2 separate regions of the Homo sapiens genome follow, and region 2 is linked to region 1. Evidence: read pairs that join two places in POLR2A ChIA-PET (ENCODE). Cell type or tissue: IMR-90. All regions are shown on one strand. Each heading gives the region's core, and the rest is flanking DNA. Links, peaks and the distances in the headings are about the cores only.

Region 1 (5,390 bases), core at 97-5,096:
ACAAGTTACTTACCTCACTTGTCTCAGTGACCTCATCTGTAGAATGGAGATTATAATAATACATATCTTATAATTTTGTAATGAAGATTGAAAGAGTTACTATATTTAAAACACTGAAGCAGTGCCTGACATGTAATGAGCATTTGATACAGTATAAATTATAATAATTACTGTTACATTGACTAACAAAGCTTTTTTTTTTTTTGAGACGGAGTTTCACTCTTGTTGCCCATGCTGGAGTGCAATGGCGCGATCTTGGCTCACCACAACCTCCGCCTCCCAGGTTCAAGCAATTCTCCTGCCTCAGCCTCCCGAGTAGCTGAAATTACAGGCGTGCACCACCATGCCCGGCTAATTTTGTATTTTTAGTAGAGATGGGGTTTCTCCATGTTGAGGCTGGTCTCGAACTCCTGACCTCAGGTGATCCGCCTGCCTCAGTCTCCCAGAGTGCTGGGATTACAGGCGTGAGCCACTGCGCGCGGCCCAACAAAGCTTGTTAAAGCATTATAAGCAATGTATCCTAATGGTTTAGAATTATTAAATTATATTTGCTTGTGAGTAAAACCAAAGATACTTGTATTTTTTTATTTATTTTTATTTTTTTTTGAGATGGAGTTTCACTCTTGTCGTCCAGGCTGGAGTGCAATGGTGTGATCTCAGCTCACTACAACCTCCTCCTCCCGGGTTCAAGCGATTCTTCTGCCTCAGCCTCCTGAGTAGCTGGGATTACAGGCTCCCGCAGCCACGACTGGCTAATTTTTGTATTTTTACTAGAGATGGATTTTCACAATGTTGGCCAGGTTGGTCTTGAACTCCTGACCTCGGGTGATCCGCCTGCCTCAGCCTCCCAAAGTGCTGGGATTACAGGCATGAGCCACCACGCCCAGCCTAAAGATAATAAGATAAACTTTTATTAAAGTTTTTTTAATGATAGAATTATTAAAATGGAAACAAATTACAATCTCAAAGTGGCCACTTTAATTTACTTTGGTATCCTCCCTTTATCTCTTTTCATATTGCTTTTTTATTCAGTGTGAATTCAGATCCAAATATTTGAACATGTATAAGTGTCTGTGTTGGGGATTCTGCATTGAACGTTGTGAAGACAGTGTCTGTTCTTTTGCACTGAATGTACCTTACTCAGTGAATAGGTAGAGGGGGATGATTTAGGGGTAGTAAAAGTCTGATTATTTTCCTCAGCCTGTAAAAAATTTGCATCTAAAGAAATTTATTTCAATAATGCTTTTAATATAACTTTTATTTTTATCTTAAATTTAAATCATTTTTGTCCTTGGCTTCAGTAGCCTACTTTCAGCTGGCTACAATATGAAAAGTGATTACTGCGGTTACCACAGATTCAGCAAAGTAACTCCTGTCTCCCTTCCTCTCCCCATTATTTACTTATTAATATATGTCTATGTGAAGAAATATATTAACAATGTGAAGAAAAGTCTGGAGAGACATACTCCAAATTGTAAATAATTTTGGAGTGTAATTTTGGTAGAGAAAGGGAGGTTATTATCATTTCTTATATTTGTACATTTCCATATTACTGAAAGTTATTACACTTAAAGAAATAGTTATATTCTTAGTTGTCTTTAATCACCATATTATACAGGTATGTGTGACATATGGGCCAAAATATGACTTCTTATTGTAAGCTTTATATAACTTTATTCTTAATTACATTTCTAATAACTCAGTATTTAACAGTATACTTAAATTGTATTTAATAGTGGTTAGGCCGGGCACGGTGGCTTACGCCTGTAATCCCAGCACTTTGAGAGGCTGAGGTGGGTGGATCACGAGGTCAGGAGTTCGAGACCAGCCTGACCAACGTGGTGAAACCCCGTCTCTACTAAAAATACAAAAATTAGCTGGGCATGGTAGTGCGCACCTATAATCCCAGCTACTCAGGAGGCTGAGGCAGGAGAATCGCTTGAACCTGGGAGGCGGAGGTTGCAGTGAGCTGAGATCGCGCCATTGCATTCCAGCCTGGGTGGCAGAGCGAGACTCTGTCTCAAAAAAAAAAAAAAATAGTGGTTAGTTCCCTTGTAATGATTGTTCTAAGGGAAAAAGTGGCATTTTGAAAGGCCAGTTTATTCCTATCACATTTTGACAGCTTTATCAAGATGTTATTTATATACCATAAAATGCACACGTTTAAAGTGTACTGTGGGCTGGGCAGGGTGGCTCATGCTTGTAATCCCAGCACTTTGGGAGGCTGAAGTGGGTGGATTACTTGAGGTCAGGAGTTTGAGACCAGCCTGCCAACTTGGGAAAACCTGGTCTCTACCAAAAATACAAACATTAGCCAGCATGGTGGTGTGCACGCTTGTAATTCCAGCTACTCAGGAGCCTGAGGCATGAGAATCACTTGAACCTGGGAGACAGAGGTTGCTGTGAGCTGAGATTGTACCACTACACTCTAGCTTGGGTGATGAAGTGAGACTCTGTCTCCAAAAAAAATTAAAAAAAACATAAATAGATAAGAAATAAAGTGTACTGTGGTTTTCAGTGTTCAGTAGTTTTTAACGTATTCACAGAATAGTACAACCATCACCATAATTTAGTTTTATAGTATTTTCAGCATACTGAAAAGAAACCCTGTGCTCATTAGTAGTCATTTCCCATTCCTTCTCTCCACCCCCTCATCTATCCCCAGGCAACCACTGATCAACTTGTCTCAGATTTGCCTATTCTAGACATTCCATATCAATGGTATCATACAATCTGCGATGTTTTGTGACTGGCTTCTTTTACTTAGCATAATGTTTGAAGTTCATGTGTAGCATTTTTATTGCCTCCAACACATTTTTAAATGTCTCTTTTCAAATTATAAATACCAACTCAAAAAATTCAAACAGGACAAAAATGAATAAAATATAGTCTCTTATTAGAATGGGCGTAAGGGATAGAATTTCCTTTTTGACAGGGCAATCTAAATGTCTACAAAGATTCTTTCTTAAAACATTTTGCATCAATGTTGTACATAGTGGAGACACTTAATATGATCTTACTGGAGATGTTCCAGGAAGGTTTTCCTGAAGAATTGAAATTTAAGCTGATACCCAATAGAAAATAGAGAAGAGCTGGATGAACTTGAGCAGGGGAGGGTGAGGTAAGCAAAAAAGTGGAATGAAACTTGTTGCAAGGGGAACAACATGCACAAATGACCTAGAAGCAAAAGTGTTGAGCTTTCCAGGAATAGAAATTAATTCCATATGGCTGCTATTTAAATATGTGTGGTGGAGGAAGGTGAGAAATGAAGCTAAAGAAGAACTACAACAGTTAAATCATTGGTTAGGTCTCTAGAGCTGTGGGGATCATTTTTAGAAAAAAACTCCATCTTAAGGGCAGAGGGAAACTGGCACAGAATTTTTAGCAAAAGAATACTAATAAAGTCAGATTTGTGTTTTAGAAAACACTGGCTGCAGTGTACAAGATGAATTTGAAGAGCAGGCAAGTCCAGAGATTTGCAAAATTAAAAAGATTTTTTTTTTCCAAAATTGTTTTATCCGTTCTTTGGCCTTTGCATTTTTATATAAATTTTAGGATCAGCTTGTCAATTTCTGCTAAAAATGCCTGCTGAGGTTTTCTAGGGATATGTTGATTCTAAAGGTCAGTTTGATGGAGTTAACATCTTGTCAGTCTTATGTTCAGATCTATAAACATGGTGTATTTTTTCATATGTCTTCTTTTAATTTCTCTCAGCAGTGTTTTGTAGTTTGCAGTGTACATCTTGCATTTCATGTGTTAAATTTATTCCTGAGTATTTTATTCCTTTTGATGCTGTTGTAAATGAAATTGTTATATCTATTTCATATTCAGGTCATTTATTGATAGTGTTTAGAAATACAATTTTTTGCTTATTGATCTTGTGTCTTGTGACCTTGCAGAACACATTTATTATTTCTTTTTAAGAGTTTTATAATGGATTTTCTATATGCAGGATCATGTCTGCGATTAAACATGTTTTACTTCTTTCTTTTCAATCAGGATGCCTTTAGTTTTTTTTTTTCTTGCCTTATTGTACTGTATATTATTTAATAAAAGTATGAGAGTGTACATCTTGATCTTGTTCCTAGTCTTAGGAGAAACTATTTGGTCTTTTACCATTAAGTCTGTTTTTGTGAAAGAGTTTGTGTAGGATTGGTATTGGCATTATTTCCTTAATATTTGATAGAATTAATATGTGAAAACATGTGGACTTGAACTTTTCTTTCTGGGAAGGTTTTTAAATTTATTTATTTCTCTCTCTCTCTCTGTCTCTGTCTCCCTTTCTCTCTCTCTTTTTTTTTTTTTTGGACAGAGTCTTGTTCTGTCGCCCAGGGTGGAGTGCAGTGGCTCAGTCTTGGGTCACTACAACCTCTGACTCCTAGGTTCAAGCGATTCTCCTGCCTCAGCCTCCCAAGTAGCTGGGGCTACAGGCACGTGCTACCATGCCCGGCTACATTTTTTTTTTTTTTAGTAGAAACAGGGTTTCACCGTGTTAGCCAGGATGGTCTCGATCTACTGACCTTGTGATCCGCCCACCTCAGCCTCCCAAAGTGCTGGGATTATAGGTGTGAGCCACCATGCCAGGCTGGTTTTTAAATTTCTTTTTTTTTTTTTTATTCTTTTTTTTTTTTTTTTAAATTTATTTTTTTATTGATAATTCTTGGGTGTTTCTCACAGAGGGGGATTTGGCAGGGTCATGGGACAATAGTGGAGGGAAGGTCAGCAGATAAACAAGTGAACAAAGGTCTCTGGTTTTCCTAGGCAGAGGACCCTGCGGCCTTCCGCAGTGTTTGTGTCCCTGATTACTTGAGATTAGGGATTGGTGATGACTCTTAACGAGCATGCTGCCTTCAAGCATCTGTTTAACAAAGCACATCTTGCACCGCCCTTAATCCATTTAACCCTGAGTGGACACAGCACATGTTTCAGAGAGCACAGGGTTGGGGGTAAGGTCACAGATCAACAGGATCCCAAGGCAGAGGAATTTTTCTTAGTGCAGAATAAAATGAAAAGTCTCCCATGTCTACTTCTTTCTACACAGACACGGCAACCATCCGATTTCTCAATCTTTTCCCCACCTTTCCCGCCTTTCTATTCCACAAAGCCGCCATTGTCATCCTGGCCCGTTCTCAATGAGCTGTTGGGCACACCTCCCAGACGGGGTGGTGGCCGGGCAGAGGGGCTCCTCACTTCCCAGTAGGGGCGGCCGGGCAGAGGCGCCCCTCACCTCCCGGACGGGGCGGCTGGCCGGGCGGGGGGGCTGACCCCCCCCCACCTCCCTCCCGGACGGGGCGGCTGGCCGGGCGGGGGGCTGACACCCCCACCTACCTCCCGGACGGGGCGGCTGGCCGGACAGAGGGGCTCCTCACTTCCCAGTAGGGGCGGCCGGG
Region 2 (5,316 bases), core at 1-5,000, 140 kb after region 1:
AGTTAAAACTTTTCTAATGAGAATAGCTGACAGGCAGCATACATCTTTATTTTACATTTTAAAGTCTCTGCAGGCATCTACTTTGGTTAGTTATCAACAATCATAACATAAGCACTGATCAGAGAACTGAGCAGCATTCCAATAACGTTAACAGATATATTATTTCTTTTTGAAATACTGGGAAAGCCCAGTTTTAAAATATTATTAAAATGTTCTAACATTTACATACTATGAAGAGTTAGATCTAATAAAATAACATTTCTTCAAAAATAATCTTGCAGTGCTCTTTTAGGCATGCTCTGAGACGTTATCACCAAACATCCATACCTTGAAAATATGACTATCACATATCCATACATCCCAACTCACACACACATAATTCCTTATACAGACCAAAAAACAAAAAAACCCAAACCCTTATCCCACATACTGAAAAATCAATGGTTTTTGCAAACGAGTCTTGATGCGTATAGCTGACTGCATGTTCATGTGGATGGATGATTAAGCATCAATTGCAGGTTAGGTTTTCAACTGCTAGAAATCCAAGCAGCTTTGCAGGTCTTCAGCTAAAATGAAACAGCCTTGATTTCAGCCTCATTTCACCTGCTTTTGGTTGTTTCAGTATTGGAGGCCATTATTGCAAACATTCTTGGAATTCTTTTCTTTCCCCAGAAAGTAATGTATTTGTAGGCATCACTTTTAGCCCTTTTCTTTTCACGTAGGTTAAGTAATTAAAAAATTCCTTCTTCACGCAGTTATTGTGGGAGATATTGGCAGCTGTTAAAATATCAGATGTTTTTTTCTTTCAGATCTTTGTTTTTGATGATACAGTTTGACATTAGTTACACTAAAAAGTAGATGCTGCCAGAAAGTTATCAGTGAATGCAAGGGTCCATAAAAGGTGCTTGGTTAATATTCTTCATCATCTTCAGTTTAGTTTCTTTCCTAAAGGCCTGAAGTGTCTCAGAATCCAGTGCTCACCATATTTCCCATTGGTTTGGCCTGTGCTAGAAGTTGGTATGATTGCACCATGCGTAGAGACTCTCTTATTTCCAGATTAAGTTCCATCAGTTTGTAGTTGGCTTCTGACATGTCCAGGTTAGAGCCTATAACTGCAAAGCTTCCTGTCTGGCCCAGCGTCTGATGATGGAAATATATATGTAACAGTGTCTGTACAGGGTCATCTTCACAACTGCCAAAGATATCACTGGGCCAGAGAGATCTGAAAATACACAATAGTTTTTCAGTTCTGAGACTTAGGCAATAGTTAAGACTAACTCAATTTAAGTTAAATACCTGTAACAACAACATTTCCTTGTGAATAACATGATCTGTTTTAATATTTGAGCAAATATTACTCAAAGTACCACCTGAATTCACTTTCAAAGTACCATCTGAAAGTGAAAAGAAATCTAAAATTGGTATCATTTCAGTGGCAACTGTTAAAAATACTCATGTTTTTCTTTCACAAAGACATGATATGGAAACAGCAAATTGAAAATGAAAACCTAGTATTACTAAACTTCCTGTCTAATTTAAAGGCATCACCTTTAAATCCCGTCACGTTTTACCTGAAAGCTTTGACTTGTGCTACAGCTGATATAAATTCTTTATTTTTCAAAGTTTCAATTAAAGAATGAATGGCAGTTTCTATAGTAGTTTGTGCAGCTTTGGAAATGTCAATTTCTTCGTTTTCGGAAGCGGACTCAGCTTCTTTGAGGATACTTTCCAGTTGGGCAAGTTCCTCTGACATGTTGATGACCTAAAACAAATACATCTTTAAGGATCTATTCGTATGTTTGGTAACAAAAACATTTAGTTGGCTACAAGAATATACCTGATGGCAGTAGCATTGTTGCTCTTAAAGATTATTTTAAAATGTTTGTCTTGGAAGAAAGGGCAGTTAATATTTCAAGTACTCCATTCTGTAGGAGCAAATAAATTCCACCAAATAGTAGTCTTGAAATTAAATGTTCTTGATAAAGCAACAAGTTGTAATAAATGTCTATATTGGTTTTAATATTACTACATTTTGGATAGTAAAAGTACATTTACTGTTATGGGGGATCATGAAAACTATATAACAGTAAAGTCTTTAGATTTTAAAAGATTATTTACCCCAGGGTATTTTTATATAAAAAATAAATACATGTATATTTCTTTTTACAGATTTAATGACTAAGAAATTAAATCATTTCCCCAGTGATAGTTTTATTACCAGCAGATGACAAGGGGGGGAAAAGACTAAAGTTAGCATCTTTGAGGCTATGTATTGATTTTCAACATTCAAAGTGTTTTTTAACATGTTTTTTCTTGTGTGCACTAATAAAACTGTAACAATGTGGGCTGGGCACGGTGGCTTATGCCTGTAATCCCAGCACTTTGGCAGGCCAAGGCAGTGGGTCACCTGAGGTCAGGAGTTTGAGACCAGCCTGGCCAACATGGTGAAACCCCGTCTCTACTAAAAATACAAAAAGGTTAGCTGGGTGTGGTGGTGCACACTGGTAGTCCCAGCTGCTTGGGAGGCTGAGGCAGGAGAACTGCTTGAACCCAGGAGGTGGAAGTTGCAGTGAGTTGAGATCATGCCATTGCACCGCAGCCTGGGCAAAAGAAGGAGACTCTGCCTCAAAAAAAAAAAAAAAAAAAAAAAGCTATAGAAATACGAACAACATGTTGAGGGAGGGGGGTTGATGATACAGTTTTATGTCTTTATTGAACTGATGTGCTTTGTTTGACTATTTTGATTTTCTGAGACAGGGTCTTGCTCTGTCACCTATGCTGGAGTGCAGTGCTGCAATCACAGCTCACTACAGCTTCTAACTCCTGGGCTCAAGTCATCATCCCAGCTCAGACTCTCGAGTAACTAGGACTATAGGTATGTGCCACCATCCCTGGCTTTTACTTGACTTTTGATTATAGATGATCTGTGTCTACTATGGAAACCTTTAAGGTCTTGAACCTTTTACAACTGCTGGATATCTGCTGTCTTATTTACTCATAGGTCCTGACATAGCACATCATTAAAAAACAAATTATTCCTTAACTAAAAGAAAAAAGACTCACTCTAAGTGACTTTTGACTTAAGCTATTTTAACAAGTAATAGATTTTATTTTAAAATTTTTTTAGAATCAGTTACTGATGCCTAATACAACTGAATATTTACCTCTGCTTCATTTTTTATCGTATTTACTTGGTTGATAAGTTTACAGTAGGCCTGGAACAGAAGCAGCAATTGAAAATGCAATTTGTATAATCTTCGGCAGAGCTCCAATTCCTAGAAATAAATAACATTACATTAAATTTAGGTGTTATTTTCTAGACAGCATATTTCCAATGGAAATTTATAGTTAAAATTGTCTTGTCGTTTATTTTTCTGCAGTAAGGAAGTTAATATGGTATGAAGCTGATGAAAGGCACGTGAAATATGCTTTAAAGACTAAGATTAAAATAAAAACAAATATCACTGCTGGTTACATAATTCAGTTTTAATGTTAAGCACATTTTCACATTCTACAAATAGACTGTTTCAGCAGGCAATTAATAGGATACTTTAAAAAGGATTCATTAGAATTTAAAACTTTAAATTCATAATTAAAATAATCTACAAATGCAAAGACTTTTGCCCTCATTGAGATGTAGATCTCACTGCATTTATCAACAAATGCTTGATAAAGCAAAGTGAAACCGGATAACCTCTTACCTAAAAAGTAAGAAAAGCTGTCTTTTAAAGTGAGGTCATTTTTCTAAAGAAAACCACTTGGTAATCTCATTGAAATGAAACTATGAAATTAACAACGTGGGCCGAGCACGGTGGCTCACACCTGTAATCCTAGCACTTTGGGAGGCCGAGGTGGGCAGATCACTTGAGCTCAGGAGTTTGAAACCAGCCTGGCCAATGTGGTGAAACCCCGTCTCTACTAAAAATACAAAAAATAATTAGCTGGGCATGGTGGTGGGTGTATGTAATCCCAGCTACTGGGGAAGCTGAGGCAGGAGAATCGCTTGAACCTGGGAGGCAGAGGTTGCAGTGAGCCGAGATCATGCCACTGCCCTCCAAGCCTGGGCAACAGAGCAAGACTCCATCTCAAAAAAAAAAAAAAAAGTTGTGCACTTTGATTTTTTAAATTAAGAAATTTAAGAGGAGATATGTTTAAGAAAAAGGTGACTGCTAATTTTATGTATTTTAACATCTCACTATTTTAAAAGAACCAACATTTCATGGATTAGGGCTTTGCAAAACTGAAGCACATACTACTTGTAAAGTAGTCCACGAGAAAACATTGCTGGGTCACAAATGGACAAATGGCAGATGAAAACCAGTTTGTCTGGCAAGGGTGAGTAGTCTATAAATCAAGACAGGTCACTTACTGCTAGTATTTCCATTTGCTAAGCAAGAAGGTGATCAGGTCACAAAAAATACAAAGGAAGAAAAAGACCAAGAATTAGTGTAAGAAATCATTTTAACTAGGGTCACAGATGTTCCAGGTAAACTGAAGAACATATATTTATACCCCAAAGAAAATTATACAAAGTTATTTCCAGAATAAAACTTTTTAGACATTTACTGCAACGATTCAGGGTGTTTTTAAACACTTTGCCAAATAATAAATTACATTTAGGCTATGACTTATTTCTGTGTAAAAGCTACAATGAATAAAACTGAACTATTGTGATCTTGGTAAATCTGGCTATCCAGGTTTAAAAAAAAAAAAACCAAAACCCAACTGTAATAAAACTTCCATTTGTAAACTGGAAAACTTATGATTAGAAAATAAGAAACAAATTAATTACTGTTACTTCTCAGAAAAGAATTGGCTTATAATCGTACATAATAAATACTTATCCATCACCATCAAAAGATTATCTCTAGGGTGGCTCATTCCAGGCTTCCTATCCTTTACTGTCTAATTAGGTCCTACTTTGCCATAACTGGTGCTGAGCCACAGGGTGGAATATCAAAAGCAGATGCATGTTCTAAATTGCATTCCAAATATACTTCAGTAAGTTTCAGAAACTTAACCCGACTAGGTTTGAATCAACATAATGTATGTAAAACACAGAGTAAAAATTTATGAACCATCTTAAAAACTATATGAAAACATGTACAGCAACTTGGATCTGGTCTCTTACGAGGAGAATGACTTCTAACTAAAACAACAATTGTTACACCGTAAATGTATCTTCTAAAAGTCATTCTTAAGCCTGCTTTTCTAAATAGTTTCCTGTGAAGGACTGTTTTTCATAAAGTTTATTCCTATCAATTTAGAAGGGATTTGCTAAATAAGCAAAGGTGAACTTTAGCTCCATGCTGCTTA

The links. Peaks named below come from ENCODE experiments on the same cell type or tissue, not always from the same donor. Only the 100,000 strongest peaks of a DNase experiment are listed, where the experiment ranks them.
Region 2: POLR2A ChIA-PET joins it to region 1 with 12 read pairs; 2 of 35 experiments call an interaction of 5 or more read pairs at or near these places.

Annotation. Positions count from the first base shown.
Region 1 is chr4:48,358,132-48,363,521 of GRCh38, forward strand. All of the region lies in intron 1 of SLAIN2 (SLAIN motif family member 2), which reads left to right. Among named protein-coding and RNA genes, the nearest start is that of SLAIN2, 19 kb to the left of the region's middle. In IMR-90, for the core only: no CTCF peak of the experiment used is centred there; a DNase peak (open chromatin) is centred at 2,700; H3K27ac peaks cover 313 bases.
Region 2 is chr4:48,498,459-48,503,774 of GRCh38, forward strand. It overlaps FRYL (FRY like transcription coactivator), which reads right to left. Exons shown (of 64, transcript NM_015030.2): 61 at 4,370-4,387; 62 at 3,165-3,275; 63 at 1,572-1,762; 64 at 1-1,222. The coding sequence ends at 964. Among named protein-coding and RNA genes, the nearest start is that of ZAR1, 11 kb to the left of the region's middle. In IMR-90, for the core only: no CTCF peak of the experiment used is centred there; no DNase peak of the experiment used is centred there.